Linked DNA regions of Homo sapiens: region 1 is linked to region 2. The links are chromatin loops, found by intact Hi-C in ENCODE. Cell type or tissue: dorsolateral prefrontal cortex. All regions are shown on one strand. Links, peaks and the distances in the headings refer to the core of each region. The heading gives the core; the rest is flanking DNA.

Region 1 (2,800 bases), core at 208-2,707, 200 kb before region 2:
AATGTACTTAACATTACTGTAAACTTAAAAACGGTGAAGATCGTAAATTTCATGTTATGTGTGTTTTAGCACAATTTTTTTAAAAAACAAAACCCCCGACCGGGCACCGTGGCTCACCCCTGTAATTCCAGCACTTTGGGAGGCTGAAGCAGGCAGATCATGAGGTCAGGAGTTGGAGACCAGCCTGGCCAACATGGCTAAACCCCGTCTCTACTACAAATACAGAAATTAGCTGGGCGTGGTGGCACGCACCTGTAATCCCAGCTACTCGGGAGGCTGAGGCAGGAGAATCGCTTGAACCTGGGAGGCAGAGATTGCAGTGAGCCGAAATCAGGCCACTGCACTCCAGCCTGGGCGACAGAGCAAGCCTCTGTCTCAGAAAAGAAAACAACAAAAAAACAAAAACCCATGTTAGAGTTAATGGTAAAATTGAATGGGAGGAGGTGTGAGGAAAAAAATATATTAATATGAAGAAAGTGGAGTCAGGTTACTTTGCACCTTGGAGCATGTTTTAACAGTGGTTGCATTAGTAGGGATCAGGAAGAGGTTTTGGGGCAGAAGATTAGTTCAATTTTTTTTTTTTTAAAGACGGGGTCTCACTGTTACCCAGGCTGGAGCGCAATGGTGTGATCTCAGCTCACTGCAACCTCCACCTCCCGGCCTCAACGATCTTCCCACCTCAGCCTCCCTTAGTTCAATTTTTGAAAAGTCAGTTTTGAAGTGACAATTTTATCATGCAGCAGATATACAGACCAATTAAATGTATTTAATTGGCCTGGCACAGTGACTCACGCCTCTAATCCCAGAGTTTTGGGAGACTGAGGCAGGAGGATCCCTTGAGGCCAGGAGTTCAAGACCACCTTGGGCAACATAGTGAGACCCTGTCTCTACAAAAAAAAATATACATATATATATATATAATATATTTAAAAACTTTAATTGTGAAAATATAATGAAATTAGTAAGTTATTTTCTAATTTACTAATTTCTGGTGGTCCTTGCTAAAGAGTGGCATATCAAGTTTATTTTATTGAACCTGTTTCAGATACTGCTGTTGGGGGTGAGCCTTTACCCACTGTTTGTTTTTGCTAGTTTTTGCTTTTGACTGCAGTCTTAGAAGGAAGCATATAGTAGGAATACAATTGATTTTATTATACATTAAAAAATTAAGTCCCAGAGTCCTATAATTGGGAATATCTTGAATAAAAACTTCATTAGAACAAGGTAAAAATATTGCTGGCCTTGGAATACAATCTAACACACTAGAGAGAGGTTTCTTCTCCAAGCGAGTATTAAAAGATATAATGCAGGTAAATTAGTAATAGCACGACAAATATTAGCTGCTATTATCATCATCAAGTTAAACACAAATGTATCACAAATACACGTACGTAATTCTCCGCAAATGTATATACTAGTCGTCGATACTGGTTCATACAGGTATTTTCATTTTTTACTTAAAAGTATAGCGCTCCTGGGAAAATCACTGATTAGGTTCAGATTAATACATAAAGCAGTAAGAACTTAAAGATAATATAAAAAGAACTGCTTTTAAAGGTTATGTTCTATGTATTGCACTGGGACGTGGAATATAATCCTTTTTACAGGAAAACTGATGCGCCTAGGAACCATTCTCTCGTGCGACTTGGTCTCCAGCCGGATCTCAGTCAGTATAGAACTAGGTTACCGCACACGTTGGCGGGGGTGGGAGGGTGTGAGACTGGCCTCCACACCACGAAAGATCCATCCCGGAAGTGCTTACTGGTCGTCTCCATGCGCCGGTTCCTGGGCGTCTTAGAGCCAAGGCGCGAGGCTCGGAGTGAGAGGTAGAGCTGGAGGGGACCCTAAGCGCCCTCCGCCCGGGACGTGAGCCGCTGCGCCCACCGGGCTAGACCCGGCGCCATCATGCTGCTTCTGCCAAGCGCCGCGGACGGCCGGGGCACCGCCATCACCCACGCTCTGACCTCTGGTAAGTGCCCACCCAACCTCGGTTCCTTCTCACCTCAGCTGCCCCTGCCTCAGTCCTCCGCCTCGGCAACCCTGGGCTCTCTCTACCCTTGACCCTGGCGACTAGCCCCGGGGCCGTATGGGGCCGTGACGAGTGCCTTTTTGCTCCGTGTTTTAAAGTAATCCTACCCTAGATTAGAAGGAAGGAGGGTGAGGGGTGCCTTCCTTTTGCTCCTACCGTTGCTTCCTCCTCTCGCCGCTGCTGACTCATGGATTGGGCTGAGCATTTCGGGACGGAACCCCCCAGCACCCCAGAAAGGTTCTCATAAGCATCTCCTTGCCTACGGTGGAAAGACTACGCGCAGCGAGCACCCCACGTGCCTGGGGTCGTACAAAGCTTTGCTACTGGCGCTCTCTTAAACAACTTTCTCCCTCTCTACGTTTGCTCCGGCCTTGTTTTTTAAATGTCACAACTCAGACACCGCTCCTCATACTCGGTGTTCAAAGACTGTGCTGCTGAAAAGATCCGCGTAGACTTTGAAAGGCAGTTATTACAAGTGAAACTTGTCCTGCTGCTGTAGGTTTTAGTTTTATGGCCCAGGACAGTCATGAGTATTGTAAACTTAAGAGTCTTCAGGTCCAGTGATCTACAGTAATTCCCATAGCCAGTCACATAGGCGCTTGTTGAATGTGATTTTGAACATAACCCATGGCACGTGTTGCATTTATGTGTCTCCGTGTGCCTCTTACAACTAGAGCAAAAGGCTTAAAAGGCAGTGTTCTTAAAAGCCACACACCCATACTACACAGGTAGTACCTTTTTGACAGTGTTTTAATCCTCTCCTGTGTAAGG
Region 2 (2,800 bases), core at 185-2,684:
ATTACTTCTCCGTTGCTTAGTCAAGAACACTATGAAGAACTTTTGAGTAGTAACTTCAACTTACCCTTTGGGTTTGTATGTATGCTGTTACTTTTTTTTTTTTCTTCTGTTGCACAAAGGTATTATTCACCTTATGCAGTTTCAGCTCCACCCAGGTGCAAGCAGCTCTTAATCACCCTTAAGTTCAGCAGCCACTCTAAGCTAGCCTGAGGAGATAAAGTCCACACTTGACATACAGTTCTTTACATTCCTCCAATGTCACACAGGCACATTCACTTTCAAAATGCAGAATAGTTTGGTCTGCATTTTTCTGCCAGTCTTATCTGCATTTAGAACCTGTGGTGGTGGTTTCTTTTTTGCCAAGATAACCCCAGGGACAAGCTTTTTTTTTTTTTTTTGACCCTGGCACACCCCAGGACTTTTATAATCTTTTTGCCCAACAACCCATTGTTGAATTTTACTTCGACATGCCTGTACTTTACTTCTTGAAACAACTAATTTCATTCTGCAGTTTAAAAAGCAAATCCAGTAAGAAACTCAGAATCACAATCGTATGCTCTTTCATAGTTATCCTAGCGTTAAAAAAGATGCAAATTTAGATGAGAACCGTGTGTACCAGGGGGCTGTGACATCATTTTAAAAGTAAACGATCACACAGTGAACAATGCCGTGCTCCCATTAATATTCAATACGTACTGTACAACATTTCAAATTAGAGTTTAGTTTCTTCGCTACCAGGATCCTAGCGCCATAGGCTGTAAGTATTCAAATGCTTCTCGACTGTGATTGAGTTGGCTATGACAGTCCGTCAATGGGTCTGCAGGATCCCATTTAGTTTTAGCAACTGTGGCTGGTGTCCAGGAATGCGTTCATGCGATCTGAAAGTAAGCCTCTGGCTTAGGACAGCGGGGGGAACCAATTTGATCTTAGGAGGGTCCCTGCAGAGTGTTTGAGTCGCGAGGCGGGCCGGGGCAGGCCGCGTGCTCCCAGGCGCTTCCTTTACCAAGATGGCTTCGGCGCCCCGGCCCACAGGGGCGGCCATCTTGGTAAGGGCTGGAGAGGCAGCCTGAAGGAGGCCACCGCTGGCCCTGCTGTCAGATTCGAAGGTCATAATAAGGGAGTGACCCGGCGACGACTCGCCCCAACGATGGCGAGGCGGCGAGAGCTGAAGCGCTGCCTGCAGCTGCTGGCGTCCTCGGCGGAGCCAGCGCGGCGGGCTCGGGTTAGGAAGAACCCGAGCGCCTGCCGCGGTCGCCCCTCCCGCTACGCGGCGGCGCTTTGCGCGGGGACTCTGTGGCCGGAAGCCGCGGAACTGAGGCGGCGCGCGCTCCCGGCCACCCCAAGCGCGAGGTGAGTCCGCACCCCCGCGCTCGCACCCCGCCGCTCTGGCCGCGCGCCCGCGGCCCGGGATCCCGAGTGTCCGGAGCTCCGTGGTTTCTGTTGGACCTCGCGGGAGGCGGTTTTCTCCCGCCTGCTGTGCTCTGTGACCTCTCTGCTGCCTCCTCCACGGTCTCTGGGCGGAGCAATCCACACTGCTGAGCCTGGGGTGGTTTGGAATTCTTCGGCGAAGTGGAGCGGGCTGAGAGTGGGTTTCCCGTCCCCGAGCCCTCCCTCATCTCGGAGATGCCGCACTTGTGAGCGACAGGGCTTCATTTGAATTTTCGCACCTCGCGAGTTGCGGAGCCTGCATCTCTGAAGCTGCCTCGGTGAAGAGCCACAGCATTATTTTTTTTCTCTTTGGGAGAGTAGCTGTCTGGGATTTGAGATCCTATCTTCCCTGCAAATTACCAGGTTGCATCTTCACTGATAGGAATACATGTGGGTTTATCTTCTTTTGGTTGTATGTAAATGAATGGGTCGACAACTTCCTCCGAGCAACTTATTGTTGCTTCATCTATAGTGTTTATCTTCTAAAAATCCATTCCAACAGGTTTCTCCCCTTTTATTTTGGAATAAGTGTACTTATTTAACTATGGAATGGAAATGAAGAGCAAAAAAAAAAATGGGGCTAGCTGGGGAGGGGTGGTGGAAGGCTGTGCTTTCTTGAGTTTTCTGTTCTGTGGTTGTTTGCTTCTTATAAATTGGGTATTATTGTGGGCTTTTCAGAACACGTATTCAGATAGGTTTTTGTTGTTGTTGTTTTGTTTGTTTGTTTTTTCCTTTTTTTTTTTTTTCAAGCTAGAGCTCGATATGGTAGATACTCTTCCATGGGTTCCGGGATCACATGCATTCATTATACGTCAGTTAAACCTGGAAAATATTAAGGGAGTGAGTAAAGTTTAACAGCCTTTTAAAAAGTCATTTAGTTCTTGTCTTTGCCTTTACTGTACGTTGTTATATATACATGTTATAATATGACTGACTCACCTGGTTGGCTTTGGCTTAGCATGAAATGTTTGCTACTTGATAATTCTGATTAATTTGTCCAGGAAGTCATTCCTGAGATGCAGTTCTTCAAATTGAGAAATAATTCCCATGTTTGTTAAAAAATGGAAATCTCTAACATTTCCATTTCTATTTTCAGTTACATTGGTTATGAATTAGCCGCAGACATGGACATCGTTTAGAAAGAAGTTATGTAATCTTTAAAAAGAAGATTACCTATATCCCACAATAGTGTGATTTTTGTTGCAAGAAAATACTGGGTCTGTTAAAGAAGAAATTTAGGGTAAAAGTACTTATTTAAAATAATAATTTAAGGAGAGATTGAGGGGTTAAATTTGTTTCAAGTCAACTGAAAATATAGTCAGGATTTTCAGAGATTTTGTTTTGTTAACATTCTGCAGGCTTTCCTGCTACA

What was found. Peaks named below come from ENCODE experiments on the same cell type or tissue, not always from the same donor. Only the 100,000 strongest peaks of a DNase experiment are listed, where the experiment ranks them.
Region 1: a loop joins it to region 2, with 6 times the contacts of the local background. A loop is called at or near these places in 12 of 110 quality-filtered maps.

What each region holds. Positions count from the first base shown.
Region 1 is chr7:103,343,728-103,346,527 of GRCh38, reverse strand. It overlaps DNAJC2 (DnaJ heat shock protein family (Hsp40) member C2), which reads left to right and starts at 1,761. Exons shown (of 17, transcript NM_014377.3): 1 at 1,761-1,969. The coding sequence starts at 1,906. It also overlaps a transcript of PMPCB not described here. RefSeq lists an enhancer at 1,579-1,818. In dorsolateral prefrontal cortex, for the core only: a CTCF peak has its summit at 1,764; DNase peaks (open chromatin) are centred at 1,707 and 2,207; H3K4me3 peaks cover 1,619 bases; H3K27ac peaks cover 1,418 bases.
Region 2 is chr7:103,147,829-103,150,628 of GRCh38, reverse strand. It overlaps NAPEPLD (N-acyl phosphatidylethanolamine phospholipase D), which reads left to right and starts at 1,530. Exons shown (of 5, transcript NM_001122838.3): 1 at 1,530-1,818. It overlaps LOC105375434, which reads right to left. Exons shown (of 3, transcript XM_047421168.1): 2 at 65-1,611. The coding sequence ends at 809. In dorsolateral prefrontal cortex, for the core only: CTCF peaks have their summits at 1,197 and 1,498; DNase peaks (open chromatin) are centred at 1,118 and 1,358; H3K4me3 peaks cover 2,500 bases; H3K27ac peaks cover 2,500 bases.